Linked DNA regions of Homo sapiens: region 2 is linked to region 1. Evidence: read pairs that join two places in POLR2A ChIA-PET (ENCODE). Cell type or tissue: OCI-LY7. All regions are shown on one strand. Links, peaks and the distances in the headings refer to the core of each region. The heading gives the core; the rest is flanking DNA. Region 1 overlaps LRRC8A (leucine rich repeat containing 8 VRAC subunit A). Region 2 overlaps NUP188 (nucleoporin 188).

Region 1 (8,000 bases), core at 1-8,000:
GGTGCTGCCTGTCTGGGCCCACTGTAAATCCAGGTTTGAACGCCACCTCTGTCACTTATAGGCGGTATGAAGTTGGGCAGAAGACTTCTGTCTCTGAGCCGGTTTCCGTGGTTATAAAATGGACACCTTAAAAAAAAAAGCCTTAACAAAAGGACATTCTCATATGTGTTAGAACGTGGTGAGCCTTGAGGACATTACGTTAAGTGATACAGCCCATCACAAAAGGACAAATACCTTATGATTCCACTTACATGAGGTCCCTAGAGAAGTCAGATTGACAGAGAGAGGAAGTGGGATGGAGTGCTTGGAGGCGGTGGGAGGAAGGGGTGTCGTGTTTAAGGGGTGTGGGTTTCAGTTTAACGAGATGAAGAGAGTTCTGTGTATGGTGGTGATGGTTGCACAACAGTGAATGTGCTTCATGCCACTGAACTACACCCCTGAACATGGGTAAGATGGTACATTTTCAGTTACATGTGTTTTATGACAGTCTAAAAAAATTGAGGGGAAAAAATGGACCTGGAAACAATGGGGACCTCCTGGCTCAGTGCAGGGGAGAATCTGGCCTTGGCCTTGGTTGTCTGTTTCTGAACTGGAACTGCTCTCTTGTGGGTATCTAGTCATCTGCAGTCCTGAGTTCCTGGGCAGGTCCTTGCACTGGGCCCCTCCCTGTGGGGATTCCTCAGGGCTGGGCAGGGAAAGGAAGGGCCCAGGCTTCCTGGCTTTAGCTGCCTTCCCTACCCCAGCCCCAACCCACATCCACCTGAAACTGCTGCTGGCCTCTCCACCACACCGGGGGCCCACGCCCTGCAGCACCCCACCCCACCTTGTCCCCTTTCAGGTGCTCTCTGGGAGAGACTCTGAGTGTATCGAGTCCTAACAATTGACTCTTGTCCTCAAAGAGAATCTGGCTTCACTAGGTGCTGAGGAGGTGGAAGAAAGATTATACCAGCCTGGGCTGACTGCGCCCCACTCTGCACAAAGCACTTTAAAAGCATTTGGGGGCTGGACGCAGTGGCTCATGCCTGTAATCCCAGCACTTTGGGAAGCTGAGGTGGGCAGATCGCTTGAGGTCAGGAGTTTAAGACCAGCCTAACCAACATGGTGAAACCCTGTCTCTACTAAAATACAAATATTAGCCGGGCATGGTGGTGGGCGCCTATAATCCTAGCTACTCAGGAGACTGAGGGAGGAGAATCGTTTGAACCCAGGAGGTACAGGTTGCAGTGAGCTGAGATCATGCCACTGCTCCAGCCTGAGTGACAGATTGAGACTCCGTCTCAAAATAAAAATAAAAATAAAAGCATTTAGTTCCTAAGACTTGCTGGGTGCAGTAGCTCATGCCCGTAGTCCCAGCTACTTAGGAGGCTGAGGTGGGAGGATCACTCAAGTTCAGGCGTTTGAGGCCAAATGGGCAACATAGCAAGACCCCATCTCTCAAATTTTTATTTTAAATTAGTCCAGTGTGAGGCCCAGCGCAGTGGCTCACACCTGTAATCCCCGCACTGTGGGAAGCTGAGGTGGGCAGATCATGAGGTCAGGAGCTCGAGACCAGCCTGACCAACATGGTAAAACCCTGTCTCTACTAAAAATATAAAAATTATCCGGGCATGGTGGTGCACGCCTGTAATCCCAGCTACTCCAGAGGCAGAGGCAGGAGAGTTGATTGAACTCGGGAGGTGGTGGTTGCATTGAGCCGAGATCGTGCCACTGCACTCCGGCCTGGGCGATAGAGCAAGACTCCATCTCAAAAAAAACAGACCGGGCACAGTGGCTCATGCCTGTAATCCCAGCACTTTGGGAGGCCAAGGCGGGTGGATCATGAGGTCAGGAGATGGAAACCATCCTGGCCAACATAGTGAAACCCCGTCTTGACTAAAATATGAAAAATTAGCCGGCCGTGGTGGTGGCGCGCCTGTAGTGCCAGCTGCTTGGGAGGCTGAGTCAGGGGAATTATTCGAACCTGGGAGGCGGAGATTGCAGTGAGCCCAGATCGTGCCACTGCACCCCAGCCTGGCAATAGTGTGAGACTGCCTCAAAAAAAAAATTTTTTTTTACCCTAGTGTGGTGCTACATGCCTACAGTCCAGCTACTCTGGAGGCCAAAGCAGGAGGATTGCTTGAGGCCAGGAGTTTGAGACCAGCCTGGACAACATAGCAAGACCCCGTCCCATTTAATTAAAATAATTCCATGGCCTCCTCCCAGCAGCCCTGCGTGGTATCATGCCCACCATGTATGTGAAGAAACTGAGGCTGCAAGCAGTGAAGAGCTTGTCCAAGGTCCCACAGAGAGGCTACCAGAGTCCAGGCCCACACCTTGGTACTGGCTTCCCCTCTTCATCCTCGGCAAGAGCCGTGTGGGAGGGAGCCTGCCCCTGTAGGGGGCAGGCAGGTGGCTCTGACCACCCGGCTGGCTCCTGTTGGGGTGGGGCTCCTTTCCCCACACCCTTGGGAACTCAACCCTGGATTTGGTGCCTGCACCCTCTTTCCTGATCTCCCCCGAAGCCCCATCAGAGAGGGGCAGTGACTTTTCCAGAATCACACAGCAGAGGACAAGGAAACGGGTGCAGCTGGGGGTGACCCCTCCAGACAGGTTACCCTTACCAGGGGTAGGCCCAGGCACCAGCCGGGCCAGGCCTGTGAGAGACTCCAGTCCAGGCCCTTCTCAGCTCTGCAGCCAGCCCCAGGCTCTGCCATTGGAACCCCAGGGCCCTCCTCCACTCCCCAGACACACTCAAACTGGAGAGAGGAACCTGAAGCAGAAGTCCCACCTTGATCATTTTTTTTTACCCCCGCTGGACCTAGCCAAGGGCTGAACAGAGTCCGGATGTTCCCAGACCAAGCACGGAGTTGGGGCGGGTGGTCAGAATCAGACCTGATTGGGACGGTGTTTCCTGCCTTGGGCAGGTGGTTTTGCCTCTGTGAGCCTCAGTTTCCCTCACCTGTGTGACTGAGCTGGGAACACTTCCTGCCTCAGAAGGAGGAGTCTGGGTGGTACAGACAAGCCCCAGGTCGGCGGGGCTGGGGCGGCTCCTCGCAGAGGAAGCAGGTGTTTCTGTGAGCGAACACACCCCACTCCCTGAACACGAGGGAGGTGTTGCAGTATCATTGTCACCACATCCTGCCCGCTCAAACAGCCGCGCCCGCCCTGGCTGTCTCATTCCAGACTTGGGGGCAGGCAGGCTGCTGCATGCACCGGGCTCCTCTCCTCCCTCTTCTGTTCCCCAGTCTTTAGGTCCTGGCCCTGGATGGGGACTCCAGGTGTCCACATGTCTCAGTGGAGGCAGCTGTGTGATTCAGAAGCTCTCCCAGTGCCACTTTCTTTCCCAGCAGTGTAGGTGGTGCGTGGACCCACCTGGTCATTAGAGGGCCCGGGCCTTCCTGTGGGGCGGGTGCTTGCCCTGGCCCGTGAGTCCTGGCATCACTAGGAGGACTGACTTCTGGCCTGGAGCTGCCAGCCCAGGGCGGGCGGTGGTGTCTGCTGGCCCCTTTGTGACCTGAGCGCTGGTAATGCTGAGGGGCGGGGAAGCTGCACTCCCAGTCCTGTTTCTCTTGGCACCGCCTGGGTGAGACCTTGGGCAGGCGGAGGGCAAGTCCCACATGGTGGCGAGGACCTGAGCCCGGTGGTAGAGGGACAGGCCTGCTGGGTTTGTTCTTACTCTACTCTGCCCCTTAATAGCAGGGGGATGTTGGCAGGTGATGTCACCTTCCTGAGCCTTAGCACCCCCATCTCTGGGATGGGGCTATAGAGGCCTGGCCTCTTGGGCATCAAGGATGACCCTAGGAGGGCCTGCAGGGGAGGCCTGCCTGGTGCCTGGCACACTTCCAGGCCCTCAGCACTGGCTGTGGCCATCATCACCCTTGCTGAGTGCCCCATTCCACCTGCCTCACATGGGGTCCTGCTCTGCCTTCCTCCTGTCCTCCCCATCCAGCATAGCCTAGAAAGATTGGGGCTGGGGAGTGTTTGGCATTTGCAGAGAGGTGCTGTTCTTTTTTTTTTTTTTTTTTGAGTCGGCACCTCGCTCTGTCACCCAGGCTGGAGTGCAGTGGCGTGATCTCGGCTCACTGCAAGCTCCACTTCCCGGGTTCACGCCATTCTCCTGCCTCAGCCTTCCAAGCAGCTGGGACTACAGGCGCCTGCCACTATGCCCGGCTAATTTTTTTGTATTTTTAGTAGAGACGGAGTTTCACCTTGTTAGCCAGGATGGTCTCGATCTCCTGACCTCGTGATCCGCCCGCCTTGGCCTCCCAAAGTGCTGGGATTACAGGCGTGAGCCTCTGTGCCTGGCCCGAGAAGTGCTGTTCTTAAAGAGTTCCTACCTAGGCCGGGCACGGTGGCTCACGCCTGTAATCCCAGAACTTTGGGAGGCCAAGGCAGGTGGATTGGTTGAGGCCAGGAATTCAAGACCAGCCCGGCCAACATGGCAAAACACCGTCTCTACTAAAAATACAAAAATTAGCTGGATGTGGTGGCGGGCGTCTGTAATCCCAGCCACTTGGGAGATTGAAACATGAGAATCACTTAAACCCAGGAGGCAGAGGTTGCAGTGAGTCAGGATCATGCCACTGCACCCCAGCCTGGGTGACAGAGTGAGACTGTCTCAAAAAGGGAAAAAAAAAAAGTTTGTTACTATTCTGGTTATTAACATTATCAGTAATCAAAGAAAGGTGGCCCATCATCTGGGCACCCCTGTTCCTCTCCTAAGAGAGACAGACACATTTGACACAGGCATTTAAAACTTGGTTTAGATAAAAATCTAGGTTCTGGGTTACAGTGTAAAGTAAAAATTGAATGTAAAGTAAAAGCACAATTTGGCCAGGCATGGTGACTCACACCTATAATCCCAGCACTGTGGGAGGCCGTGGCAGGTGGATCACCTCAGGTCAGGAGTTCGAGACCAGCCTGGCCAACGTGGCGAAATTCCGTTTCTACTAAAAATACAAAAATTAGCTGGGCGTGGTAGCGTGTGCCTGTAATCCAGCTGCTTGGGAGGCAGAGGCAGGAGAATCATGTGAACCCAGGAGGCGGAGGCTGTGGTGAGCTGAGATTGTGCCACTGCACTCCAGCCTGGGTGACAGAGCAATACTCTGTCTCTAAATAAATAAATAAATAAAAGCACAATTTATTCTAATACACAGAAAGGGCTGGGTGCAGTGCCTCACTCCTGTAATGCCAACACTTTGGGAGGCTAAGGCCAGAGGATTGCTTGAGGCCAGGAGTTTGAAACCAACTTGGCCAACATAGTGAGATCCTGTCTCTACAAAAAATTTTAAAAATTAGCCGGGCATGGGCCAGGTATGGTGGTTCACACCTGTAATCCCAGTACTTTGGGAGGCCAAGGCGGGCGGATCACAAGGTCAGGAGAACGAGACCATCCTGGCTAACACGGTGAAACCCCGTCTCTACTAAAAATACAAAAAAAAATTAGCCGGGTGTGGTGGGCGGGTGCCTGTAGTCCCAGCTACTTGGAAGGCTGAGGCAGGAGAATGGCGTGAATCTGGGAGGCGGAGCTTGCAGTGAGCCAAGATCGCACCACTGCACTCCAGCCTAGGCAACAGAGCGAGACTCCGTCTCAAAAAAAAAAAAAAAAAAAAAAAAAATTAGCCAGGCATGGTGGCACACACCTGTAGCCCCAGCTACCTGGGGGAGGCTAAGGTAGGAGGATTGCTTGACCAGGAGGTTGAGGCTGCAGTGAGCCATGATCACGCCACCGCACTCTAGTTTGGGCAACAGAGCAAGATCCAATCTCTTACAAGAAAAATTATAAAATTATAAAATACACAGAAAGGACTGGAAGGTTATTATTCAGTGAAAAGTTAACAGTGTGTAACCCTGGTGGGGATTGTAAAGCGGATTCTTCTTTTTTTGCTGCTACGCTTTTTTACAATTTTCCGTATGTTCTCCAGGGAACATCTAGTACCTTATCCCTCCGTGACAGCCATACGTCTTTCATTGTAAGAGCAACCAGCCTTGGCCGTGTGACCACGAATGGCCACAGAGAGGCATTCTCACAGAGATCTTGCTGCGTGCCTCCTGTGTAGCACAGTCTGGGTTTCCTAATGTGGCTTCTCAGCCAGTGTTTCCCAAGCTTGGCCAATCATTAGAGTCACCAAAGTTATGTGTTAAAAATCAGGTTCCCAGCCAGGCACGGTGGCTCACTCCTGTAATCCCAGCACTTTGGGAGGCTGAGACGGGCAGATCAGGAGGTAAAGGGATCGAGACCATCCTGGTCAACATCGTGAAACCTTGTCTCTACTAAAAAACACAAAAATTACCTGGGCATGGTGGTGCAGGCCTGTAGTCCCAGCTACTCGGGAGGCTGAGGCAGGAGAATCACTTGAACCCTGGAGGCAGAGGTTGCAGTGAGCCGAAATGATGCCACTGCACTCCAGCCTGGCGACAGAGCAAGACTCCGTCTCAAAAAAAAAAGAAAAATCAGATTTCCAGCTTCTCGCCATAGTAGTCAAACTAGACTCTCTCTGGGAGAGCCTGCTGTTGCTGCTGTTTTTAATTCCTTTATACACACGCAACCAGAGATGATTTTACATTAAGGCCTCTCTGTGATCACCCAGTTTGTGAGGGAGGAGAGCCTTATTCTTAATCCCCTCTCTTGAGGCCGCTCCCCTAGGAGCCTGTCATTAAGACCCACTATGTGACCTTTGGTCTTCCGAGTGTTCCCAGAATCTTGTACACACATAACTATACACACATGTGGAATTTTGTTGTTGAAGCAGGGTCTCTGTCACCCAGGCTGGAGTACAGCGACGGGGTCATAGCTCACTGCAGCTTCAACCTCCTGGACTCAAGCGATCCTCCCACTTCATCCTCCCAAAATGCTGGGATTACAGGCTAGGATTACAGGCGTGAGCCACCATGCCAGCCCCCATGTGGAATTTTTTTTTTTTTTTTTTTTTTTGAGTTGGAGTTTCACTCTTGTCGCCCAGGCTGGAGTGCAATGGCACAATCTCAGCTCACTGCAACCTCCACCTCCCGGGTTCAAGTGATTCTCCTGTCTCAGCCTCCCGAATAGCTGGGATTACAGGCACCCGCCACTACGCCAGGCTAATTTTTGTATTTTTAGTAGAGACCGAGTTTCACCATGTTGGCCAGGCTGGTCTTGAACTTCTGACTTCAGGTGATCCACCCACCTCGGCCTCCCAAAGTGCTGGGATTACAGACGTGAACCACGTGGAATTTTTAAACCTTGCTCTTTGTTTTATGGAAGTGAGTTCATGTTGTGCCCCCTCTGCATGTTGCTTTCTTTCCTCATATTTTGCGGGAATCCCTCCAGCCCTTTGCTGCAGCTTTACAGCAGCTGGTTCCCAGTGAACTGGGAGTTTTAAATGTGTCCCTCTGGTCAATCTGTTCATTAAATAGGTGGACTTTAGAAAGGAGTTCCCGATTGCTCTTACTGGAATGCAAGGGATGGAGCAGAGAACCCTGAGGCTGCACTGGGGATCTGTCTAATCTCACTGTGCTCAGTCTTCCTGTGTATTAAATGGGGAGCCTGCCTGCCTCCCCCAGGGTGGTTTCCCAGCCAAGTGGCCACATGCTTTCTGCAGAAGGGCTGATAAGTGGGCTGCCCCGTGGAGTAGGCAGGCTTTGGCTCCCAGCTAGATTTGAGGTGGAATTTTGGACAATGGAAGAATTTTCATTGTCTTCTTCCCCTGACCCCTGGTCCTAGGAAAGCCAGGCCACCCTGTGCTAACCCCCCTCCTATGGCTCCCTTTTAGGTTGAACCATGATTCCGGTGACAGAGCTCCGCTACTTTGCGGACACGCAGCCAGCATACCGGATCCTGAAGCCGTGGTGGGATGTGTTCACAGACTACATCTCTATCGTCATGCTGATGATTGCCGTCTTCGGGGGGACGCTGCAGGTCACCCAAGACAAGATGATCTGCCTGCCTTGTAAGTGGGTCACCAAGGACTCCTGCAATGATTCGTTCCGGGGCTGGGCAGCCCCTGGCCCGGAGCCCACCTACCCCAACTCCACCATTCTGC
Region 2 (16,257 bases), core at 4,698-12,697, 86 kb after region 1:
GGAGAGATGTTAATTTGTGGATAATGTGAAGATCAGTGATTTGTCCCCTTCCACCACAGGAGCCAACTTCTGGCCTTGGGATCATTCTGGACAGTGTGTGTGGAATGTTTCCCCACCTTCTCTCCCCACTCCTGCAACTGCTCCGAGCCCTGGTATCAGGGAAGTCCACAGCCAAAAAGGTAAGTTGCTTAGTCAGATAAGTAAAGAGAATGGGAGATTCTTTATGGAGACTTTATTAGGAATCTTTTTTGCTTTCCACATTGCAGTTCTACTGCCATGACAAAAGTTTGTCTGAAGGTGAATGAAAGATACCAAAGATAGCACCTCAATTCTAAAAAATTAAATAATCTTTTCATTAAGTACCTATTGTAGATACTGTGGGACTAAGACTAAGTATAAAGTTCCTTAATATCTAGTTGGAAGTTACTAGATATAAGAAATAAATAGCTAAGAGCCAGGTGGTACAGAGTAAATGTCATTTGAGCAATAAAGACCATACTGTTCAGGAGAGATAACTGCCCTTGTGGAGTGATGGGGACTTGAGTTGAGTGTTAAAGCCCAGTGAAGATTTGGCGAGGGGCGCAGAAGGCAGTTCCAAGAACAGTCACAGTGGTGGGCTTGCAAGAAGTTTGAGAGTCTGGTTGAAAGAGCAGACTGTGGGACCTCTCCTTGCTTATCCTGGAGGGAAATGTGTGATGGTTTTTTCTGTTTTGGCAGGTGTATAGCTTCTTGGATAAGATGTCTTTCTACAATGAACTTTATAAACACAAGCCTCATGATGTGATCTCCCATGAAGATGGAACTCTTTGGCGGAGACAAACACCCAAACTCCTTTATCCCCTTGGTGAGATAAAGAGATCCCCCTTTTATGACAGCTTTTTTTTTTTTTGATGTCTTGCTCTGTCACCCAAGCTGGAGTGCAGTGGCAAGATCATAGCTCACTGCAGCCTCAAATTCTTGGGCTCAAGTGATTCTCCCACCTTAGCCTCCCAAAGCACTGGGATTATAGACGTGAGCCAATGCATCCAGGCAGTTACACTCTGAGGCTCACATCTGTACCAGGTGCTCAAAGAGGAAAATATACAGGGAATAGCCTCACCGTTTTAATCCTGGCATCATCACCACTGACTTCTCCAGTCATCTAGGCACTAACAGTCCTATGAGGTACTGTTGTTATCATCATTTGAATGGAAAACTGTTCTTTGCACTCAAGTGATTTTCAGACATATAGAAAGAGTCACTTGTCGGCCAGGTGTAGTGGCTCACGCCTGTAATCCCAACACTGGGATTACAGGCCAAGGTGGGCGGATCACGTGAGGTCGGGAGTTCGAGACCAGCCTGACCAACATGGAGAAACCCCGTCTCTACTAAAAATATAAAATTAGTCGGGCGTGGTGGTGCATGCCTGTAATCCCAGCTACTCGGGAGGCTAAGACAGGAGAATCGTTTGAACTTGGGAGGCAGAGGTTGCAGTGAGTTGAGATCGCGCCATTGCACTCCAGCCTGGGCAGCAAGAGCAAAACTCCATCTCAAAAAAAAAAAGACACTTGTCTACATGACAAGAACTTTTTTGTGTATTTTAGTTGAAAAAGCTTTAGGAATGTTAGCTACTAAGAAGAAAGCCTGTGAATCCCAGAACTTTGGGAGGCCAAGACAGGCAAATCACTTGAAGCCAGGAGCTCAAGACCAGCCTGGTCAACATGGAAAACCCCATCTCTACTAAAAATACAAAAATTAGCCAGGAGTGGTGGTGCGCACCTGTAGTCCCAGCTACTTGGGAGGCTGAAGCACGAGAATCACTTGAACCCAGGAGGTGGAGGTTGCAGCGAGCCGAGATCGCGCCACTGCACTCCAGCCTGGGCAAGAGGGAGACTCTGTCTCAAAAAAAAAAAATGTCTGTGAGTTTGTGTATCTCTGTGTGTTTAAAATATTGATGTCTGGTAGAGGAGTTACATTTTTTATTTATCCTCAGATATTAGACTAATTTATCTTTCTCTCTCAGGGGGTCAAACCAACCTTCGCATACCTCAAGGCACTGTGGGCCAAGTAATGTTGGATGATAGGGCATACCTGGTACGCTGGGAATACTCCTATAGCAGCTGGACCCTCTTTACCTGCGAGATTGAAATGTTGCTTCATGTTGTTTCAACTGCAGGTAAGGTCAGCTTTCGGAAACATCACCTACGAGGAGGAAAAGTGGATATGCTTGGAGGATTTAGAAAATAGAATATCTACATAAAATTTAGAACCATCAAGATTGTGATTTGTCTGATTTGTGTATCTGGGTCTCAGAGACTGTTCAGTGATCTTAAAGGGGTTGTTTGCCGTGAGGTCACAGGCTGTCTTTCTTCTCAGATGTGATTCAGCACTGCCAGCGAGTCAAACCCATCATTGATCTCGTCCATAAGGTCATCAGTACAGACCTGTCGATAGCAGACTGTCTCCTGCCCATCACATCTCGCATCTACATGCTGCTGCAGCGGTGAGTCTGTCTTGGCTGACCCTCAGCTGCCCAGTAGAGATCTCAGCACTTGTGCCCTCAGTTTGCAGGAACCTGGACACATACCCACTGGGTTAAAGTTCGCGCATATTCCTTGGTTTTCCTGTTTTTATATCTGTGAGGGTTTTCCTGTTTTTATATGTCTGCTGAGGGGAGAGACTGGGGAGAGAGAAGTGGAAAAATGTTTGTGAGGGAACCAGTTGTATTATTTGCTTTATTGAGTATAGTGTATTGTTCTCCAACCAGGTTAACGACAGTGATCTCCCCACCTGTGGATGTCATTGCTTCTTGTGTCAACTGCTTAACTGTTTTGGCTGCCCGCAATCCAGCAAAGGTGAGATGCCAGATCTTCCCAAGAGCCAAAAATGTAGCACTTGGCACATACCTGAAGATATGTGGGCATTTAACTCTTCCTTTTCCTTCTCAGGTCTGGACTGATCTTCGTCACACAGGTTTTTTACCATTTGTGGCCCATCCTGTCTCCAGCCTGAGTCAGATGATTAGGTGAGCCAAGTCCTAGGGTGGTGGGCCATATTCCCTAGTGAGAACCACATATGTCTCAGATCTAGCCTAGGTTTATTAATTTTATTTTTATGTATTTGTTTGTTTATTTTTTTGAGATGGAGTCTCACTCTGTTGCCCAGGCTGGAGTGCAGTGGTGCAGCCTCCGCCTCCCATGTTCAAGCAGTTGTTGTGTTTCAGCCTCCCGAGTAGCTGGGATTATAGGCTCGAGCCACCACGCCCAGCTAATTTTTGTATTATTTATGTATTTATTTACTTTTTTTATTTTTTGAGATGGAGTTTCGCTCTGTTACCGAGGCCAGAGTGCAGTGGCACGATCTAAGCTCACTGCAGCCTCTGCCTCCCGGGTTCAAGCAATTCTCCCACCTCAGCCTCCCCGGTAGCCAGGATTACAGATGTGCGGCACCACGCCCGGCTAATTTTTTGTATTTTTAATAGAGACGAGGTCTTACCATGTTGGTCTGACTCGTCTGGAACTCCTGGTCTCAAGTGATCTGCCCGCCTTAGCCTCTCAAAGTGCTGGGATTATAGGCGTGAGCCACCGCGCCTGGCCTGATTTTTTTTTTTTTTTTTTTGAGATGGAGTTGCGCTCTTGTTGCCCCGGCTGGAGTGCAATGGCGTGATCTTGGCTCACCACAACCTCCGCCTCCCAGGTTCAAGTGATTCTCCTGCCTCAGCCTCCCAAGTAGCTGGGATTACAGGCATTCACCACCACGCCCCGGTAATTTTGCATTTTTGGTAGAGATAGTGTTTCACCGTGTTGGCCAGGCTGGTCTCGAACTCCTGACCTCAACTGATCCGCCTGCCTTGGCCTCCCAAAGTGCTGGGATTACAGGCATGAGCCATGGTGCCCGGCCGAGAGCAAGAGAGATTTCTTATCCAACATCAATCACGTTAGTATGTGAGCATTTACTTTCCAGCCCAGAAAATCCAGAGGTTTCTAGATTCAGGGACTTGGTGTCCCGTTATTAAGCCACAATCACTCTGTACTTTTTCTCATTTCATGGGTTCTCGAGCTCAGCCAGTAGACCACTTACCAGTACACAGGCTCCATCTTACTACCTGAGCATTCTCGCCTTGCTGTCTCTTGACAAAAATGTTTCCCTGATGTTCCTTTGATTTTTTTACTTTCAATCTAGGTTTTACATCAATAAAACATGTTCTTAATGTTTACCCTGGGTACAGAACTGTCTTGATTGGATTATTTCCACTGGAGAGCTTTTCTATTTTATATTCAAGTCATCTAGACTATAACAAGAATGCTCTATGATTAGTTTCTTGAAACCTTGAAATTTCCCTATCATTTTTTTTCCCTCTACTTCTTTTTCCAGTGCGGAAGGGATGAATGCTGGAGGGTACGGAAACCTCTTGATGAACAGTGAACAGCCTCAGGGCGAGTATGGGGTTACTATTGCCTTTCTGCGCTTGATCACCACCCTTGTCAAGGTACAGTCTGATTTTGTTCACAAAGGGCAGAAAAAGAAAAGGTCCAGTCTTGTCAGATGACTCTGAAATAGTTTCCCTGGCCCCTGGTGCTGTAATCTTCTTGTCTGTAGGCAGAATAGTCATCTTGAAGTTACAGTGACAACAGTTTCTATGTATTGAGTACCTAGTATGTGCCAGTTATGTACTCTATTAGGTGCTTAATTATGTGAATTTATTTAATGATTGGAAGGTTTATGAAGTAGAATGGAAGAGGCCAAAAGGGTATTGCAGTTACTATCAAGCTATTTTGACAGTAACCTGGGATAATATCATATCCCAGTATATATACATGTGTGTATATTCCTGAAGCAAAATTTCACAGTTTATTTCACAACATTTATTCTTACCACACAAGTTGTACCCTGATATTTTCTATTCAGTCTCCTCCCTATTTAAGTGAATTTTGACCATAGACTGATCTCATAATCTACTAATGGGTTACAACTCGGTTTGAAAAATACTGACATAGAGCATAAATAATGACATAGAGCATAAATTTTGGAGTCAGAATTAGGTTTACATTCAGGTTGACAGCTTACTAGCTGCATGACCTTGAGCAAGTAAAGAATATCTTAAGAGTCTCTAAAACAGAATGCTATATGGTCTCTACCTCATGGGATTGAGAAGAGGGTCATGCATGAAAAAAACTATACTTCCTGCCTGCAGGAATCAATGAATGCTTAAAAAGAAATGATTGTAGGCTGGGTGCAGTGATTCATGCCTGTAATCCCAGCACTTTGGGAGGCCGAGGCGGATGGATCACCTGAGGCTGATCAGGAGTTTGAGACCAGCCTGGCCAACATGGTGAAACCTCATCTCTACTAAAAATACAAAAATTAGCTGGGCGTGGTGGTGGACGCCTGTAATCCCAGCTACTCAGTGGGCTGAGGCAGGAGAATTGCTTGAACCTGGGAGGCGGAGGTTGCAGCGAGTCGAGATCACGCCATTGCACTCCAGCCTAGGTGCCAAGAGTGAAACTCCATCTTGGGGGCGAAAAAAAAGATTGCATATAGAGATAGGAATATATAGATATTTATATATAACTAAAGAGTCCCCATTTTTAGTAGAAGGATGCTACAGTTAACAGATATCATTGGGTATCAGATTTTTGCATATCAGATCTCCTTTCTAGTATTTCAGTGATGGGATTGAGGTTAGGGACGGCTGGCAATCATGATAGTGAAGTGGCATTGTTCATCATCAGCAATCCTCTATCCTTTATGTTTAAGGTGCCTCCCTTCTGTCCAGATTTAGCCTGCATCCCTTTTCTTCGTGTTGGTGCCTTTTGTGACATTCTCTTTCATCACTTTTTCTATTCTAGAAAAGACCCACAACTTGGGCTCAACTATAAAGTAGGACTTTTGATGTTTCTTTTTTTTCATTGATGACCAAGGTTTGCCTAGATTTCCTTTGGACCTATCTATGGTTTTGGAATTAAATCTCTAGGTAACTAAATGACTTTTCCTTAAATGTGCGGAAGTCCTCACTGCATGGTTTCTTGTAGGGGCAACTTGGTAGTACCCAGAGCCAAGGACTTGTACCCTGTGTAATGTTTGTGCTGAAGGAGATGCTTCCCAGCTACCATAAGTGGCGCTACAACTCTCATGGAGTGAGGGAACAGATTGGTAAGGACAGCATGGGCAGGGAAGACCTGGGGATTTCTGGCCCCACTGGAGAGCTTTTTTCTTTCCCTTTCTTGAGATAAGGGGTCATTTCACAAGGCCACATCATTCCTCTGTCTTTTCTGGAGTCCAGGTTGCCTGATCTTGGAGCTGATTCATGCGATACTGAACCTGTGCCACGAGACAGACCTGCACAGCAGGTAATGAAGGGTTGATTACTAGAGCTTGGTGCTCGCCAAGGCAAGACACGGGCTTTTGCTGTGCAAAGCCGTCTCAGTTCTTCCAGAGAATTTACCTTGCTTGAGCCCAGAACTCAGTAATCTTGAGGTTGTTAGTTGCTTTCCATTGGCCTGTTTATCATTTCTCACTGTGGACAGAGAAGTAGGAATGAGAGAGAGAGAGAGAGAGAGAGAGTGTGTGTGTGTGTGTGTGTGTGTGTGTGTGTGTGTGTGTGTGTATGTGTATACATACACTAATATATTAATCATTCTTTATGATCGTTACAAAAGTTCATTCCTGACGAGACACTCTTCATATATATCTGCATCCCAGGGCCAGTTACTATGTATTCTTGGTTTTTTCCTCTTTCTGTATTGACTGTAACTTTCTTTCCATGCTACTGCTTATAGATGTCTTATTTTAATGGTTCTATGCATTCCATCATATGGATTAATTATGATCCTTTTCAGTAGCTGTATCTGTTACTTGATGGACATTTAGATTGCTTCTCAGGGTGATCTTTAGGTGATCAAGTCTGTTTCAGGAAAGTGATCAGAGTGCCTTCAGCTTGCAGAGAGCTGGTCTCCAGTGTCCAGTAGGTTAGGTTAGCCACCCTAGCCTAATTGGACAATGCCCTTCCTTCCAAGATACACTGAGTGGCTCCCTGGTAACTCAGAATACCTCTGTCTTCCAGTCATACTCCCAGCCTGCAGTTTCTCTGCATCTGCAGCCTGGCATACACAGAAGCAGGACAGACAGTTATCAATATCATGGGCATTGGCGTGGACACCATTGACATGGTGATGGCTGCTCAGCCTCGAAGGTAGGGCTCCTTCTCCACGTTCCCTTTGTCTGTCTTTATTGTGCCTGCATGTTACTAATAACTCCAGTTTAAGTTAACTTGCAGTAGCTTTTAGAAGACGACATTGTTCTTCCTAGGACATAGCCTTTACATACCCTAGTGGCTGCTGTATAGATTGGCGTATAGCAAAGGGAGTTGATTACTCCTCCTCTCTCCTAGTTTGGACTGGGGCCTCTAACAGAAGCTGTTGAACTCTGGGATTATTGTTGGAATCTAATTCATGAGAGCACATATATTGCGAATGAAGTCATACTGTCTGAATCATCTTTGGTTTCCATTTGGCACCCTAGTGATGGGGCAGAGGGCCAGGGGCAGGGCCAGCTGCTGATCAAGACAGTGAAACTGGCATTCTCCGTCACCAACAATGTTATTCGGCTGAAACCTCCTTCTAATGTGGTGTCCCCCCTGGAACAGGCTCTCTCACAACATGGTATGTATTTCTCTTCCAGTCACAACATGGTATGTATTTCTCTTCCAGTCATTTTTGCTCATAAATACGTATCTTAGGCAGTGTTTTTGGATGTCAACAGTATTTTCTGCTTCTTGAGGAAGTTTGGGAATGATTACCAGCTCCTTTCCTGAAATTGGAAACAAAAGGACTAGATGGTACTTTATTTCTGCCTCCTATTGATGATAGAATAATAGTTAAGAATGCAGATTTGAAGTCAGACTGCCTTGGTTCAAATTTTGTATCCAATCAACTGTGTGACCTTGGGTACGTTATTAAACAACTCTGCCTCTGATTTCTCATCTGTAAAATGGGGATAATGGTACAGGTTGAGTATCCCTTATCTGAAATGCTTGGGACCAGAAGTGTTTTGGGTTTCAGATTTTTTTTTCATATTTTGGAATAGTTGCAGTATACTTACCAGTTTAGCATAAATCCAAAATGTTCCAGTGAGCATTTCCTTTGAGCTATAGTTAGAGATTTTGACACATTCCAGATTTTTTTTAATTTTTTAATTTTTTTTTTTTTTTTTTTTTTTTTTTGAGACAGTCTAGCTCTGTTGCCCAGGCTGGAGTGCAGTGGCGCAATCTCGGCTTACTGCAGCATCTGCCTCCTGGGTTTAAGCAATCCTCCTGCCTCAGCTTCCCGAGTAGCTGGGATTACAGGCATCTGTCCCACGCCCGGCTAATTTTTGTTTTGTTTTGTTTTATTTTGTTGTTTTGTTCTGTTTGGTAGAGACGAGCTTTCGCTATGTTGGCCAGGCTGGTCTCGAACTCCTGACCTCAGGTGACTTGCCCTCTTTGGCCTCCCAAAGTGCTGGGATTACAGGCATGAGCCACCGTGCTCTAATTTGAGGTTTTCAGATTATGGATGCCTGTAGTATCTTCCTAATAAGATTATAATAAAGGGCTGGGCATGGTGGCTCACGTCTGTAATCCCAGCACTTTGGGACGGTGAGGCTGGGGAGGATACTTTGAGTCCAGGAGTTCGAGACCAGCTTGGGCAAAATAAGGAGACCTCCATCTATACCAAAACAAACAAAAAAAAGTAGCTGGGCCTGGTGGCATATGCCTGTGGTCCCAGCTACTCAGGAGGCTGAGGTTGGGGGATTGTTTGAAGCTTGGCAGGTCAAAGCTGCAGTGAGCCATGATTTTGCCACTGCACTCCAGCTTGGACAACATAGTGAAACCCTCTCTCAAAAAGAAAAAAAGATAGGCTGGGTGCAGTGGCTCACGCTTTTAATCCCAGCACTTTGGGAGGCCGAGGTGGGCGGATCACGAGGTCAGGAGTTTGAGACCAGCCTGGCCAACACAGTGAAACCCCATCTCTACTAAAAATACAAAAGTTAGCTGGGTATGGTGGTGGGTGCCTGTAATCCTAGCACTTTGGGAGGCCGAGGTGGGTGGATCACTTGAGGTCGGGTTCAAGACCAGCCTGGCCAACATGGTGAAACCCTGTCTCTATTAAAAATTTTAAAAATTAGCTGGACGTGGTGGTGCACGCCAGTAATCCCAGCTACTCAGGAGGCTGAGGCAGGAGAATTGCTTGAACCTGGGAGGTGGAGGTGCAGTGAGTCGAGATCGTGCCACTGCACTTCAGCCTGGGTGACTGAGTGAGACTCTGTCTCAAAAAAAATTAATAAATAAATAAAAATTAATAAAATAAGCACCTATTTTATTCAAAATGTATCTTTGCTGTCGATGAGTTGGGTTGAACTGTTTATCCCCAAATTCTGACTATTCTTTTGCTCCTCAATCAAGAGAAGGATACAGCCACCTAGGTTTGCTGTGGCCCTCCAAGTACTTGAGGGTAAATTCCTTCACATACACACTGTGGGTCTTTTTTGAACAGTCAGTGCTCTAAGGACTTGAATTAGGCACACTTGATATCTAAACTGTTTCCTGTGCTGCTTTAGGTGCTCATGGAAACAACCTCATTGCTGTTCTAGCCAAATACATCTACCACAAACATGACCCTGCTTTGCCACGTCTTGCCATTCAGCTGCTGAAACGTCTGGCCACGGTAGGATCGTACTTCATGCACACACACTGTTTATATGAGGGTGTTTTTTTCCCCCTGATTACAAAAGACATGCTCAGGCCACGTGCAGCGGCTTAACGCCTGTATATAATTCCAGCACTTTGGGAGGCCAAGGTGGGAGGATCATTTGAGCCCAGGAGTTCAAGACCAGCCTGGGCCACATAGTGAGACCCCATCTCTAATATAGAAAAAAGGAGAAAAGGCTGCGTGCGGTGGCTCATGCCTGTAATTCCAGCACTTTGGGAGGCTGAGGTGGGTAGATCACAAGGTCAGGAGTTCAAGACCAACCTGGCCAAGATGGTGAAACCCTATCTCTCCTAAAAATACAAAAATTAGGGGGCCGGGCATGGTGGCTCACGCCTGTAATCCCAGCACTTTGGGAGGCCGAGGCGGGTGTATCACAGAGTCAGGAGATCAAGACCATCCTGGCTAATACGGTGAAACCCCTTCTCTACTGAAAAATACAAAAAATTAGCCAGGCATTATGGCAGGCGCCTGTAGTCCCAGCTAATTGGGAGGCTGAGGCAGGAGAATGGCATGCACTAGGGAGGCGGAACTTGCAGTGAGCTGAGATCGCGCCACTGCACTCCAGCCTGGGTGACAGAGCAAGACTCCATCTCAAAAATTAGCCAGGCGTGGTGGCAGGTGCCTGTGATCCCAGCTACTTGGGAGCCTGAGGCAGAGAGTTGCTTGAACCCGGGAGGCAGAAGTTGCGGTGAGCTGTGATCACGCCACTGCACTCCAGCCTGGGCGACAGAGCGAGACTCCGTCTCAAGATAAAAGGAGAAAAAAGACATGCTTATTGTAAAATATTTATTTAAATGTTACAAATAGATGTAACAGAAAGTTAAGATGCCCTATGATCTCCTTATTCCAAGAATCCCTATGGGCAGGGGGATATGCCATGCTCCAGATTTCTTTTTTTTTTTTTTTTTTTTGAAATAGGGTCTGGCTATGTCTCCAAGGCTGTGCTCCACATTTCTTATCTGTGTTCTTGTATTTTAAAAAGTATCGGCTGGGCGCTGTGGCTCACACCTGTAATCCCAGTACTTTGGGAGGCTGAAGCAGGTGGATCATGAGGTCAGGGGTTCAAGACCAGCGTGGCCAAGATGGTGAAACCCCACCTCTACTAAAAATACCAAAATTAGCTGGGTGGCAGGTGCCTGTAATCCCAGCTACTCAGGAGGCTGAGGCAGGAGAATCGCTTGAAACTGGGCAACAGAGGTTGCAGTGAGCTGAGATCACATCACTGCACTCCAGCCTGGGCGACAGAGTGAGACACCGCCTCAAAAAATAAAATAATAAAGGTATTTAGGGCTGGGCGTGGTGGCTCATGCCTGTAATCCCAGGACTCTGGGAGGCCCAGGTGGGTGGCTTGCCTGAGCTCAGGAGTTTGAAACCATCCTGGGCAACACGGTGAAACCCCATCTCTACTAAAATACAAAAAAATTAGCCGGGTGTGGCTGCGTGTGCCTGTAGTCCCAGGTACTCAGTAGGCTGAGGCAGGAGAATTGCTTGAACCCGGGAGGTGGAGGTTGCAGTGAGCCGAGTTCACACCACTGTGCTCCAGCCTGGGCGACAGAGTCAAAAAAAAAAAAAAAAGTATTTGAGTGTGTACTTTTGTTCTTGATAAAAGCAGAATTCCTGGTACTGTTTTTCTTTCTTTTTTTTTTTTTTTTTTGAGACGGAGTCTCGCTCTGTTGCCTAGGCTGGAGTGCAGTGGCGCGATCTCGGCTCACTGCAAGCTCCGCCTCCTGGGTTCAGCCATTCTCCTGCCTTAGCCTCCCGAGTAGCTGGGACTACAGGCGCCTGCCACTGCACCCGGCTAATTTTTTGTATTTTTTTTAGTAGAGACGGGGTTTCACCGTGGTCTCGATTTCCTGACCTCGTGATCTGCCCGCTTGGCCTCCCAAAGTGCTGGGATTACAGGCATGAGCCACCGCGCCCAGCCCTTCCTGGTACTGTTTTTGTTTTGAGACAGTCCCACTCCATCACCCAGGCTGGAGTGCTGTGGCATGATCTCACTGCAGCCTCCACTCCCAGGTTCATGCGATTCTCCTGTCTAAGCCTCCCAGGTTGCTGGGATTACAGGCGCCCACTACAACACCCAGCTGATTTTTTTGTATTTTTAGTAGGGACGAAGTTTTGCCATGTTGGCCAGGCTAGTCTCGAACTCCTGATCTCAAGTGATCTGCCTGCCTCAGCCTCCCAACATGCTGGGATTACAGGCGTGAGCCACTGTGCCTGGCCCCTGGTACTGTTTTATGACTGGCTTCCTTTACTTGATACCATATCAGGCAGTCTTGATGTGCTTCATGCCACATAGGCACATTTGGACTTCCTTCATTCTTTTTTGTCTTTTTTCCTTTTTTTAATTTGGACTTCCTTCATTCTTTTTAATGTTTGCATATCACATCCTAGAATGGATGCATCCTGATTTATTTGCGCTACTTTCTGTCTTTCACTATTACAAGCAGTGCTGCAGTGAACATTATTATCCCTACCACCCTGTAAACATTTGTTTACAGTTCCAAAGATTTATGTAGGTATAAATGAACATGATATTTTTTATTAGATATTTCCAAATTACCTTCCAAAAAACATTGTAACAGTTTATACTTATAACACCAAGTATTCTATCGTTGCTGCAAGGTCTTCATCATTGTTTAGTCTTTGCCAATCTAATAAGCAAAAAAATGTTTCACTTTTCAGTTTGTATTTATTTAACCATGAGGGAAGTTGAGCATTTCTTTATACTGATTACTGTCTTTCCTGTGAATTTGCGGGCATCTCATGCTTGTTTGTGGTGATGTCCCTTTTAGCCCAGAGCTGTAGTCTGGATGCTTCCCTTTCTGCCAATTTTCTGGGAGCTCTTCAGTGCCCTTCTGTGGGAGCCCATTGAGGTTTTTGTGGAAGCAGAGCTCTAAGCCTGTGTGTTCCGGTCTCCACCAGGTGGCCCCAATGTCAGTGTATGCTTGTCTGGGCAATGATGCGGCTGCCATTCGTGATGCCTTCCTGACCCGATTGCAGAGCAAAATTGAGGACATGCGCATCAAAGTCATGATTCTAGAGTTCCTCACTGTTGCAGTAGAGACCCAGCCAGGCCTCATCGAACTGTTTCTGAACCTGGAAGTTAAGGATGGCAGTGATGGCTCAAAGGTAAGCCTGTAACCTGGGATGACACTGGGAGTTGGCTCACTGGGAGGCAGATGCTGGGCTCTGCAAGTACAGCTGCTGGCAGTGGCTGTGGAACTGAACTCTTACCTGTCCCTTCTTGCAGGAATTCAGCCTTGGGATGTGGAGCTGTCTCCATGCAGTGCTGGAGCTGATTGATTCCCAACAGCAAGATCGATACTGGTGCCCACCCCTGCTGCATCGTGCCGCCATTGCCTTTTTGCATGCTCTGTGGCAGGATCGGAGGGACAGTGCCATGCTGGTCCTCCGAACCAAGTAAGTCTGCCTCTGGGAGTAGTTTCATTGTTCTGGTCTATAAAATGGGAGTAATAATAGCTCTTATCCCAGAGGTTTGTTGTGACAGTTCACTGGGAATAAGAGTGCTTAGTCCTGGTTCAATACCTGGGAGTTTTACACTAATTCTCTTTCTAATGCTGCTGCAAGTATTAAGGATCTTTAAATATTAAGCACCTGGAAGGTTCAGTTGCTTTTGTGTTCCTGCCTTTTGCTAACTAGCTGCATCAAAACTCATTATTCTTGAGAAACAGTAGATTCAGGAGAGAGGCGCTTGCTCAAGTCACTGGATTGAATGAAACATTCCGTTCTATTGGACCTGCTGGCACAAAGGGAAGGAGTGTTAAAAGGCTAAATTTGGGAGTCTGCTGTCTTATTTCCCTCCCTCCTCTTCTGTGGGGCTTTTGGGAATCTACAGTGGAAGGAATCTTGAAGAGTTTTTATTGATCAACTCTATAATGCATAAGTGTGATTCATGAGAGGAAAATGTAATTTTATCTATGGAAACCTTTCATTTATACGGGAACAACTGACTTATCAGACACATATTAGGATTGAGACTGGTAAAATATGAAGTGACCACCAAAGGGAGCTTGAGAGAGGAGAAAATGACTGTGAGAGGGAAAAAGTTATGATTTCAAACATTTATTTCCTTTTTAGACCCAAGTTTTGGGAAAATTTAACCAGTCCGCTGTTTGGAACCCTTTCTCCTCCCTCTGAAACATCAGAGGTAAGCTGTGGCAGAGGGCAGGATGGTGGCTACAAGTCCCTTGGAGGAAAGGCTGTGGGCTGTGAGATGGGGCCGTAGACAATGATACCTCCCCTAATTAAACAACAGAATGTTCCCTTCACTAGAAACGTCTTTCTCAGGGAAGTGCCAGCTTTCTGTCCCTTTGATGTCTTGCTTTGGGAAGGAAAGTGGTTTGCGCTACTGTGTGTTGGTGGCTCTGTGGTCTTCTCCATTCAGTTGGAGACGTTGTGGACCTGACGCCTCTGCTCTTGCAAGTCAGGACATTCACATTCAACAGGGGTTGTGCTAACTTGTTCTGCAAGTGTTGGGCCCCTGCTCTGTTCCCTGTTTGATATACTGGGGGAGATCAGTGATCAGAGATGTGATAATTGCCTGTTCTGCTATCTCCACAGCCCAGCATCCTGGAAACCTGTGCCCTAATCATGAAGATAATTTGCTTGGAGATATACTATGTAGTAAAGTGAGTACTTTCCCCTCTTGAGATTTTAACTGAAGGTTGGGGGAGTGGGAGTTGGTGGCCTACCACTGGGTGCATGGCTGGAAGAGCCAAGGCAGAGGAGAGAACTGGTTTGGAACCATTCATGGAAGGCCAGTGAGCTGTGTTCCTGGCCAATCCACCGATGGCATTTATGATTGTCAGAAAGAGTTATTGTGAAGCAAACTCCATGCAACTGGGATTTTATGGAGGAGGAATCCTGGAAAGGCCTCAGCCTAACCCACACGTTGGAGGTGTCCTGGAGCCGTCTGCCTTTAAGCCCATGCAAGGTCGTTTTCTCTGCCTCAACAAGGGTCTGTACCCATTATATTCCCATCTGCTTTCAAAATCTAACTGGAGGTTTTTTCTTGACACTGTAGGGGTTCATTAGACCAGTCATTAAAGGATACACTGAAGAAATTTTCCATCGAGAAACGCTTTGCCTACTGGTCAGGGTATGTCAAGTCATTGGCAGTTCACGTGGCCGAAACAGAAGGCAGCAGCTGCACCTCCTTGTTAGAGTACCAGATGCTGGTGTCCGCCTGGAGGATGCTTCTCATCATTGCCACCACTCATGTAAGACCCTTTTGGGGAGAGTTTTCACTTTGGTACCTTAGCAATGATGTGTTGACATGAGCCTAGCAGATACAGCTCCTTGTGCGGAAGAATTAATCAGGGTTTATCCCTGAGAGCTAAACTGTAATAGGTTCTATGCTGAGAGATTGGGACTGTGGGGTATTTGAGGGTGTTGGGTCCAGGAGACCATTAAGAGGAATGCAGAGAAGTGATTTGAAATCCTTTCAGAGTTCCTAAAGCCTCCTGTACCTCCCTTAGGCCTTGGCTGGGTCTTAGCTGCTCCCTGGCTGCATCTGCCTCTTGTGCAAAGGCATAACTGTCTTCTCGTGCTGTGTACCTTGTAGATGCTAGGTCAATAAATACTTGTTGACTAGTCAGCAGGGAGCTGTGACAGCTGCAGCAGCACCCTCTCTAAAAAGCAGTTTGTCATTGGTTCTAGAAACTGCATTTCCTGGTCTTAGAAAAAGAACAGAGGCCATTGTCTCTGTACTCTGTCTACTGGGAGTTGGTTTTGAGAGAGAGAGATAACATCTGGAAGAAATGCATTGTTCTTGGCTTTTTTGTGGTTTGACTCCGTCACGCTGTATCATAAGGACTTGGTATTGAAGTGTTCTTTCTTGGGGTATCCAGATTAATTTTTTTTTTTTTTTCTTGAGACGGAGTCTTGCTCCGTCACCCAGGCTGGAATGCAGTGGTGCGATCTTGGCTTACTGCAACCTCCGCCTTCCGGGTTCAAGGAATTCTCCTGTCTCAGCCTCCCAGGTAGCTGGGATTATAGGTGCCTGCCACCACGCCCAGCTAATTTTTGTATTTTTCGTAGAGATGGGGTTTCACCTTGTTGGTCAGGCTGGTCTCGAACTCCTGACCTCAGGTGATCCACCCACCTCGGCCTCCCAAAGTGCTGGGATTACAGGTGTGAGCCACCACGCTTGGCCCAGATTAATCTTTTGACTTCATGAACAACTTCAGCTTGATAGATGCCTCCTTTTTCCAAGCACCTCCTACATCTGTGAAATTTGTTGCCTAGTGCCAGACTGCCCACATGCTTGGAGCTTTGAGCCTAGGAGGGGCAGGTTTGTGGCTACTCTTGCTGTGGCATGGTGGTTTTGGACCCCTAAGGCTCCAAACACACTTAAAGGCTCACCTGTCTTTGAGAATGGTTGATTCCCCAGGGTATAACCTTTATGTCACCTGCCTTTTAGGCCCTAGTTAGGCAGCAGTTCTTGAATTGTAGCTCTGAAAATCCCACCATCCTCTTTCCCCAAAGGAAACCTATCTGGCTCTCTGTC

The links. ChIA-PET counts read pairs that join two places held together with the same protein. Peaks named below come from ENCODE experiments on the same cell type or tissue, not always from the same donor. Only the 100,000 strongest peaks of a DNase experiment are listed, where the experiment ranks them.
Region 2: POLR2A ChIA-PET joins it to region 1 with 17 read pairs; 4 of 35 experiments call an interaction of 5 or more read pairs at or near these places.

What each region holds. Positions count from the first base shown.
Region 1 is chr9:128,899,427-128,907,426 of GRCh38, forward strand. It overlaps LRRC8A (leucine rich repeat containing 8 VRAC subunit A), which reads left to right. Exons shown (of 4, transcript NM_019594.4): 3 at 7,731-8,000. The coding sequence starts at 7,739. Among named protein-coding and RNA genes, the nearest start is that of PHYHD1, 18 kb to the right of the region's middle. RefSeq lists an enhancer at 692-831 and a silencer at 4,315-4,487. In OCI-LY7, for the core only: no CTCF peak of the experiment used is centred there; a DNase peak (open chromatin) is centred at 3,075; H3K4me3 peaks cover 1,065 bases; H3K27ac peaks cover 3,082 bases.
Region 2 is chr9:128,980,547-128,996,803 of GRCh38, forward strand. NUP188 (nucleoporin 188) reads left to right here. Exons shown (of 44, transcript NM_015354.3): 14 at 60-179; 15 at 718-844; 16 at 2,003-2,155; 17 at 2,356-2,482; 18 at 2,747-2,834; 19 at 2,928-3,004; 20 at 4,354-4,468; 21 at 6,012-6,132; 22 at 6,263-6,329; 23 at 7,043-7,171; 24 at 7,501-7,640; 25 at 9,574-9,680; 26 at 12,651-12,857; 27 at 12,979-13,148; 3 more. LOC101929314 (a long non-coding RNA gene) reads right to left here. Exons shown (of 4, transcript XR_007061810.1): 3 at 13,344-13,488; 4 at 13,108-13,185. Among named protein-coding and RNA genes, the nearest start is that of SH3GLB2, 40 kb to the right of the region's middle. In OCI-LY7, for the core only: a CTCF peak has its summit at 12,610 (motif pointing right); no DNase peak of the experiment used is centred there.